Regions from separate parts of the Homo sapiens genome. Here region 1 is linked to region 2. A link is an interaction called in ENCODE POLR2A ChIA-PET data of the cell type or tissue named here. Cell type or tissue: HepG2. All regions are shown on one strand. Links, peaks and the distances in the headings refer to the core of each region. The heading gives the core; the rest is flanking DNA.

Region 1 (4,397 bases), core at 333-4,332, 130 kb before region 2:
AAGAAGGAAATTAAAAGTCAAGACAAATGGCTACTGCAGGCAATGTAAAGGATGATTATTTACTTTTCTTGTTCGGATCTCAAGTTTTTAGTGTTCTTTATGGATTCGGAATGTTGATAATTTACAAGTAAACACAAATTCCTAAGAGCACCAAAGTTTTGCTTCCTTGTTCTAGTTTTTTAATAATTTGAAAGGCCGGGCGCCATGGCTCATGCCTGTAATCCCAGCACTTTGGGAGGTGGAGGTAGGAGGATTGCTTGAGCCCAGGAGTTGAAGACCAACCTGAGCAATAGCGCGAGACCCTGTCTCTACAAAACATACAAAAATTAGCTGGCTGTGATGGTGCTCACCTGTAGTCCCAGTTACTCAGGAGGCTGAGGTGGGAGGATTGCTTAGCCCAGGAGGCTGGGGCTGCAGTGAGCCATGACTGTGCCATTGTACTCCTTCCTGGGCAACAGAGCAAGACCCTATCTCAAAAAAAAAAAAAAAAAAGATCGAAATACTTCTTCAATATCATGATATTGTGGTTCCCCAGCAGATCACAGTGGGAAGAAACCAATGTGGCTCAGAGATGAGGATAAGGATGCATTAAAAAGAAAAAGATGATATAGACAGAAACAACATTTGCAAATGATGCCATTAAGATTTCCTAACAATCATTATAATAATAACATAAATAATTCAAGGAGGAGAATATTCTGTTATTGGCATTTCTTTTACTTTCAGACTATATTCTTGGTTATACAGCGATCTCTTCTTAGAAGACATTTCTTTTGGAAGAACCCATCTCTAATTAGCATGTATCATCATGTTATTTGGAGTTATATTTTATTTAGACATAGTCTATTTGTCTTTTTATTAAAGTTGAATATATCCTGGGAAAGATTTCTCAGTTTCAGACTTAATTATAGAACCAAGTAGTACAGAAGAAATGTGTAACAATTGCCCTGTTAATCTAGTGATTAACCTGTCTACTCTTTTTCCTTTAAATACCTGCAAGATTTAATTTGCAAAATGGCTATCATTCATGAAGGCTTGGAGAAGGACATTAAGAAATTACTTGCAATTAATGTCCCCTGACCACCTGAAGCTCAGGCCACATACTTGCTTTTGCCAGTTGCTGGCAAATATCTTTGGCCCACCAGTAAATGCACCTGGGGAGCCCCAGGGTTCTTCCTGTGGATTCCCCTTGGTTTTAACAGCCACCAGTGAGCCTCCTGAATCTGTCCAGCTGCACCCTGGCCTGCAGGATGATTGCTTGGTTTTGCAGTGTTCCTTAGTACTGTACTATAAGCCTATTCACTGCCTCATGTGTATAGTGGCTTCTCCTCCCAGGGTTTTAGTCTGCAGGCCAGTGGCTGAGCTCCCTTTTGGTCATAGCAAACGGGTGTTCTCAGAAAGCTCTGGGGAAAAGAACAACAAACCCAAGTGTTTCTTATTGTCTTGTATTTTGAAATACAGAATGGAATATTGATGAGCTGCTGCAAATGAGAGGCTGGAAAAAGCAATCACAGAGGAGGGGTAAACGTCAGTCCTTGGAAACACATTTGGGAGTAGGGTTAGAGCAGGAAGGTTCTGGCTAGTGAAGTAAAGTGTAGGTCCGTTTAAAGTGACACACAGGCTCTTGAGGAGAGCTAGAAAGTGTTCCAAGGCAGAGGTTCTGCAGACAGGGTGGGACATAGTACTCTAGAAAGCCATCAGAAGCTTGGGGAGAGGTATGTGACCTCATGTTCACCAAAACACTTGAAAACCACTTGAGAAACTCTGGTCTAAGGGATACCTGGAACACAGCATGGGGCAAGTAGGTTTGTACTGAAAGGAACAGCAACCACTTCTAGTTTTTAATGAGCCACATGTTGTGAGACTGTGAAGGAAACAGCAATAATTCTAACCCATTAGCCAGAATGGACATCAGTTTCTGAATAACATTAGATATTTTAAATTAAATGTGAAGAGTTGATGAAAACTCGAAATAGCTTCAAGCCCCAGTCTGTGTTCAACATTTTTCAGTGAGCGGAAGGAAGAGAGGGAGTTTTTCATAAATCAGAATCCGGTCACCTGGGGATCAATACACAGTGCTATTGACATATATGCTGGAATGTTAATTTTCAGACATAGTACATCTCTGGCCATCCTTCTGGTGAAGGCTAATGCTGTTCACTTAAATCAAGTTTTTTCTCATCGGAACTGCCGGTAATTATCCAATCCATCTAAAAGGCACGCTCCCTTTTAACATTAACCACAGTGTCAGATTGCATCAGCCACATTGTGTTCTGGTGACTGCTTCTGCAGAGTGATGAATGTGCGTGTTTGGAGTTCATAGTCCGACTGTCTGTTTGGGCAGTGGGCAGTTCAGTGAAACAAATGATCAGGAAGGGATCTATTTATTTGGGACGAACATTCTCCTTATTGATCCAGTCACTTACATTTCCAACTCTCTCACCTTGCCACTAACAGTGTTCAGCTTTATCTGAAGAATGAGCGTTTAAAGAATTATCTTACAGGTCATTTTGATGTGATTCTCTGATCATAAGCTGCATTCAGCACAAAGTTACTCTTTGTGCCTGACTTAAAAAGGAAGGTGTTGTGAGACTTTATTAATAAAAAACAGAGGAGGGAGAAGGTTCTGAGAGTGCTTGGTGAACTGTCCTGAGAAACCAAGAGATAATGATTATTCTTTTTCCTGGAATAGTAGTTATACTCTGTTGATTCAGTGCTTTGTTAAAAATGTTAAGTATCTGAATAAGTGCAGGCATAAAAGGGCAGGTGGCTTGCCTTGAGATATTTTAAGGTAGTAGATTAAGTCCTGAATTTTTCTTGTACACCTTTGCAATGTCTGGTCACAATGCCTAGTATAGTCGAGAGGCCCCATGGGGGATCCAAGCTATAGGCATGCCTGTGATTATCTTAATTTCTCCTCCATTTCAATACCTCTGGATAGCTTATGTACACATAAACAGAAGTGTGAACTGGCCAAGCCATATGTAATTCTTTGTTCCTCGGGCTCTTTGCTCTTTGTTTATATTATCACAGATTAGAATGGAATAAAGAAAATCTTGCTACAGATGGTCACTTCATTTCTGTCCCAGCAGTTGAGACTGAGAATGGGAAATTCCCTATGTTACAATCCACTCTTAGGGTGGCTGTGCACACAGTGGAATCTAATGTCTACTGACAGACTGCCTTTGGAGGTTACAAACATCAGTCTATTGCATTCTCTGTAAACACAGGCTGTGGGCCAGAGCTGGGCTCTGCTACAAGCTCTGTGAGGCAGATCAATGGTTTAATGAATCCATAAAGATGCTTGAACTCTGCTGCAATTTACTGAGCACTCTAGTTAAATGAAACTCCTGTAGTCTTTAACAAAGATAGTGATAATCGATGGCTGGGGATGGAAGTCCATGTCCAGCAGTCACAACCTCCCAGAAGTTGTGTTGTCTCATTGCTAACAGAGGTTTAGTCACATTCAGTTTCTGAGGCTCACTGTGTCTATGTTGATATTTGCTCAATGTTTGAGAGCTGAATTTGGCCCAGAAATGACATAATCTTAGTAATGTTGCTTCTGTGAGGACTATTTTTAAACTATGGAATATTATTTAAAATAAATTTCTTTAAAGTGACAAGATTAAGCTCAAGAATTATATTTGTTCTAACAGGTAGTGTCTTTGTAAGTCATCCCCATGATGAAAAGTAAATAGCGGAATAAAATCCATTCCTGATTAAGTCCTCAAAATGTCAAATTGCATAGTGTTGGAGAGCCCTGATTAATTTTTCCATGGTAAAATATTCCTCATTAGTTTGCTGTGGTTGAGGGTTAACCACTCCTATTATAAATTCAGACATTAATGTATTTTCTGCTTAATTCATCTTCGAATAGAGGAAAATATAGTTAGTAGATATGAATTTTGTACTTCCAAATGTGCTTTGGAAACATTATACTGATTTATGAGAGAGCTTTGGAGGCATGTAGGATAATTCCTTCATAAATATGTTGAAATGTATTTAAAGGTATTTAACCACCTTTGATCGTAGAAAAACAAGTGCCTTGACTTTGAAATGATTATTTTTCCATCGAAATAGTAGAAGTTATGACGTAATTCAAAGATTTTGCATCTGATTTTTGTCACAGAAACTTAAACTTTCTTAATGTTTAACTTTCTTGATTAGCTAATTAGCATTAATTAATCCCACTCCCACTCCAATAACTATATTTTGGAGGCTCAATGGGTAATAGGAATTTTGAGATATTATGACTGCAAATTTTCACTGGCCTTTTGCCAGACATTCCATGGTAAAGCAGTGATTTTTATGTGGATCTCATAAATGATATGTTATCTTATAATCTGTTTTGATAGAATGATTTCATATCATTTAAAATATGGTGAGCATTTTTATGA
Region 2 (4,397 bases), core at 66-4,065:
TACATTTCTCCAAGGATTGCTAAACATCATTTAGTTGCATTACTTCATTTATACCTCACAACAACCCTATGAAGTCGGTATTAGTATTGCCATTTTACTGATGAGGAAACTGAGCACACAGTTGTGGCACAGCCTGGAACTATACTTGGGGAGTGTGAGCTCGGAGCCCACACTTCACTGCACACTCCCATTTGGGCCTTTCTCTTGTGGATGGATGGATGTCTACGTGCTGTGTACATGAGAACAGAGCCAGTTTATTGAATACCTCATTTCACTTTCACACGTGTCAGTTCATCTTGGAGAGCATCAACCTTGGAGGTGACACAGAGGAGCGTAACAGTGATTCTCATCTCTTGAGTTACAGAAAAAGTCAATTGCCCATCTCTTTTTAACCTAACAAACTTCCCATAAATTCCCATCCTCTATGAGAGAACTCTGTGCAAACATTGCCGCTTCAGAATCTAATAAGTAAGAATGCCTAAGGAGATCCACTCTGTGGCCCTTTACTGTTCTTATTTCCCCTCCTCTGCTTTCCTCTAACCAGCCTTGGAGCTCCTGAATGCAAGGGTCAGGGTAAGGCATCTTTGCCTTCTGCATGGACAGGCGGAGTTGTTTGGCGTCTAGCTCCCTGGCTGCTGTGCCTCTCATCCACCGTTGGAGCAGTATCAGTTGAGTTCCTTGAATCTTCTCCATGTCCTCTGTGTCCTTCAAAACCCCCTTTCCTATTTCCTGCTCTGGGCTTCCCTCCAGACCTTCTGCAGTTAAAACTGTTGGGGTGTCCTGGAGTCCTGAGCAGCAGGCGAGGGGCCACCGCCTCTCCAGCTGTGTGGACATGGCTGGCTCACAGGACGGCATGTAAGGGTCTCAGCTGGAAGTCACTAGGTCTCAGGGATAACAGGAAAAACCTCTCATTATTTCCAGTCTCCTACGTCTCATGCAAACAATCACATTCCATTTTAATGTTTCATGTAAAATGATTTCTGGTGTTGGAAATACTTGAGAAAAACACTTTTTAGGAAAGGCTAGGTTGTGAGTGAGTGAGCTCTGGAAGGCATGCCTTTGACATTGGTAAAGAAAAGGAAGGTAGAAACTGAAACTTATTTAGCTAGAACCTTTAGACTATGTGTTTGTTTTTATTCTTCTTTCTAGGTTTACTTAAACAAAAGAGAAGGCTTGGTACAAAGTAAAAACAATGAAAACAATGGTAGAGAGGGAAAAAGAAGAGTTTTATAAAACAGCAGGACCGTACCTAAGCCCTTTAATTTCACACTCCCCAGCATGACTGAACCTCACCCCACACCAAGACCTCCCTTCCCAATCTCCATCACAGGCCTCACAGTATCTCCTTCGCACACAGTGGCTGGATTAGGGCTCGGACCGAAGGCCAGGAATGAAATAAGATACTTTTATACTTATTGATCCTTTAAAAAAGAGTTCATTTTCATGAAACTTTAATTCACTTTTTTTTTCTTTTTTAGCTTTTTAGCCTAACTGCTACACATTTTCTCCCTGTTCTTTGTGAAATGCTAATCCAGCCCAGGGTTTTCGTTTTCCGGGTGTAACTTTTCAGAAATTGTATATCTGCATAGCAACCCCGCAAGGGCTGCCTATGTCACGGTATCACATGTCAGAAAGATGAAAAGGACTCCAAATCTAAGCTCTCCACAAACTTGGCCCTCCGATTCTGGGCCAGAGAGCTTCTTGGCCTTAATATAAATGGCAGGAGAGACATTTCAGGGCCAGAAAGGTGCAAACTTTTATCTTGTTGATGACAGAAAACGACGCATGACCTCAGCTTAGCTCGGTGGGGACGATCAAACCAGAAACAAAGGCCGTATTTTTCTCTGCTCTTGTCCCTGCTGTCAGCTTCCAAGTGCAACCTGAGCCTGGATTCCGAACCCAGTGTCCAGATTAGAGATTGTTGACTCAGATTTAGTGGTGAAACGTGAGCCGGACTCTGTTGATGGCAAGCCTTGAAGAAGCAAGTTTACTTAAGCCAAGAGAGAGATTGTATGTCAGACCAGAGCCTGGCTTTTCTTTATCACAAACTTCCTGATCTGCCTCTGTTTTAATAGTTTCCACCACCACCACTGAGAGCAAGAAAGAGAGTGAGACAGAGAGACATAGAGAAAGAGAGAGGAAGCACCCCTCTCAGTTCCGTCTCTTCAGTGTTATAAATCAGGAAATTAACAAGTGTGTAACTGGCCTTTGCCACAGTCAAAGACAATGAGCCTTTTGTGTTTCTAACTGGGGGCCGGCACTTAACATAATCAATGAAGAACTCTACTCAGAAAGGATGAAAAATGGAGGCTTGATCCGGCCATTTAAAGGATCTTTCCTAATACTCAGGCACATGGCTTTTATGAGACGCAAACACGGCTTAGAACCTTGCCTTTGGTCTGAAGGCGGGTCATTAAGAGAAATCATTACATCGCTTTCCCTGTCTCTGTCTCTCTCTCCGTTTTTCTTTGGCTCCCTCCTGGCTTTTCCTTGGCTTCTGATTCCATCCCTCTTTTAGATTCTCTGTGCCTTCAGTAATTTATGTGCAAGATATTTTCCCAACCTCCAAATGTTTTTCCATTTGGCAAACCATGTCCCGAAGCCTCCACACAATGTGACTGTAGAGTTCATTTATGCTAGAGAACATAAGCTTGGTTAATGGACAAGCCTAAGTGGCCAATGGCAGTGACCCTGTGGGCCTGGGCCGTCAAGGACTGATCCTCGGGGCTGCCCCAGGGGATGCAGTGGAGGTGGGTGTCGGGGAGGAGTGTCTTTTCCAGGTTGCCACAGATGCTTGGCTTCGACCCTCCTTGTCTCCAAAAGGGAAAGAATTCCTTCCAAGCCCCTTTCTCGTATAGTTTTTGGAAGCTTCAGGGCACCATATGGAGAATCATTTCATGATCCTCCTGATGGCTTTTACGTGAGCAGCTATAAATTGGATGGTTTCCTTCAGGTCTGATATCCTGCAGTACCTGCCATGGATTGTCAGGAAAGTCACTGAATATGTTAGTCCTGTGCCGTTCTTTGGGGGAAAGAAGGCCCAGACCCCCTCCTGGGAGGGACCACTATTACTTTGAGAAATGAAAACTAGAGAAGGGGGTAGGGTGGCACGTGGTGCAAAAGCCTGGAAGCTCAGGAGGGTCATGTGCCCCAGTGAATTTTTCATTCCAAAATCTTAGATTAGGACTAAGGCAGGAGTTGAGGCTGGTGCCTCTTCTCAAATGCCATGCTCATTGGCTTCTCCCTTGAGGCTCTTAATAAGCCTGGCTGGGCGGGGCCACTCTGTGAGATAAAGATGAGGTTAATGGGCTGGGTTTATGTCCAGGCGCTCACAGGGTATAACTAGACAGCATTTGGCTTCTGAAATATGAGCTCTATTCATTGAGTAACTGGCACTTTTTCTTTCTAAACAGTTGCAATGATATAATACAACTCTCTCCGTTTTACTTCTTTAAAAGGTGCCACATGAAGGGCTTTCTCAACTCTTGACCCAGGCATCTGTGGATTTAATAAGCAAATCAAAAGCAAAGAGCCATCCTCATAAGAAAAAGGCTTTAGGCGAGTTTTTTAAGGGGCCTTCTTTCGCTTAGATAACCATTTCCTTAACTGAATTCCTTTGACCCTATACATCTGAGCCAGGAGGGCAGAGGTTGGTTAGTGTATTCTACTGGGCCACACATTAATAAGGAATGGAGCCCTTCAACTGTTTCCCAAGCATCTCTGAAAAAAAAGTCACAAAAATCAGAGTACTGAAGACTGGTTGGCTCTGGGAACGCATTCACTCAGATGTATTTTTAGGCTTTTGTTTATCTGTCTTGATTGATAAAGTAATGATCAAAATGCGTTAGAAAATAATAGCCAACTGGTGAGAAATGGAACAGTTGGAGGCAGCGCGGCAATGGAGGAAAGCATCGCAGACTCCCCCAGACTTTCCAGAGAAACCCCGGGAAAATCCTCTTCTCTTCTCCTTTCTCTTCTTTGGGGAGCTGATCAGGGCTCTGGCTTGATAAAGCCCATCCCCCACCCCCCCACGTCGCAGAGTAACTCATTAACCCCCCCAGAAAGGCTGCCCGAGTCCTCGTTTCCCTCTCCTCACCTCTCCTCCATCCCTCTTCGCTCCGAAGGCTGCCGCAGGCCAACCAGAACCCCAGCAGATGTTTGTGTTTTATGAGCCAAACGGGAGCCTGAAGGATCAACCAAATACCAGCCCCTCTGAGAGGGGAACCAGGCCATCTAACACGAGGAACACAGAAGGCCGCCCGTCCAGCAGGGCTGGGGCTTCCAGGGAGCAGAAGGAGGGCTGAATAATTAGCTGGCACAGCCTCGTGTTGGCCCATCGCTCTGTCCTTCTGAAGAGCTCACAGAGGCCTTTAATGGGGGCTCAGAGAGGTTGGAGA

Evidence for each region. ChIA-PET counts read pairs that join two places held together with the same protein. Peaks named below come from ENCODE experiments on the same cell type or tissue, not always from the same donor. Only the 100,000 strongest peaks of a DNase experiment are listed, where the experiment ranks them.
Region 1: POLR2A ChIA-PET joins it to region 2 with 8 read pairs; 4 of 35 experiments call an interaction of 5 or more read pairs at or near these places.

The regions. Positions count from the first base shown.
Region 1 is chr6:107,537,346-107,541,742 of GRCh38, forward strand. All of the region lies in intron 4 of SOBP (sine oculis binding protein homolog), which reads left to right. Among named protein-coding and RNA genes, the nearest start is that of SOBP, 49 kb to the left of the region's middle. In HepG2, for the core only: no CTCF peak of the experiment used is centred there; DNase peaks (open chromatin) are centred at 2,286 and 3,316; H3K4me3 peaks cover 822 bases.
Region 2 is chr6:107,664,679-107,669,075 of GRCh38, forward strand. No RefSeq gene overlaps it. Among named protein-coding and RNA genes, the nearest start is that of SCML4, 160 kb to the right of the region's middle. RefSeq lists enhancers at 3,828-4,328, 4,329-4,397. In HepG2, for the core only: no CTCF peak of the experiment used is centred there; DNase peaks (open chromatin) are centred at 1,893 and 2,253; H3K4me3 peaks cover 1,098 bases.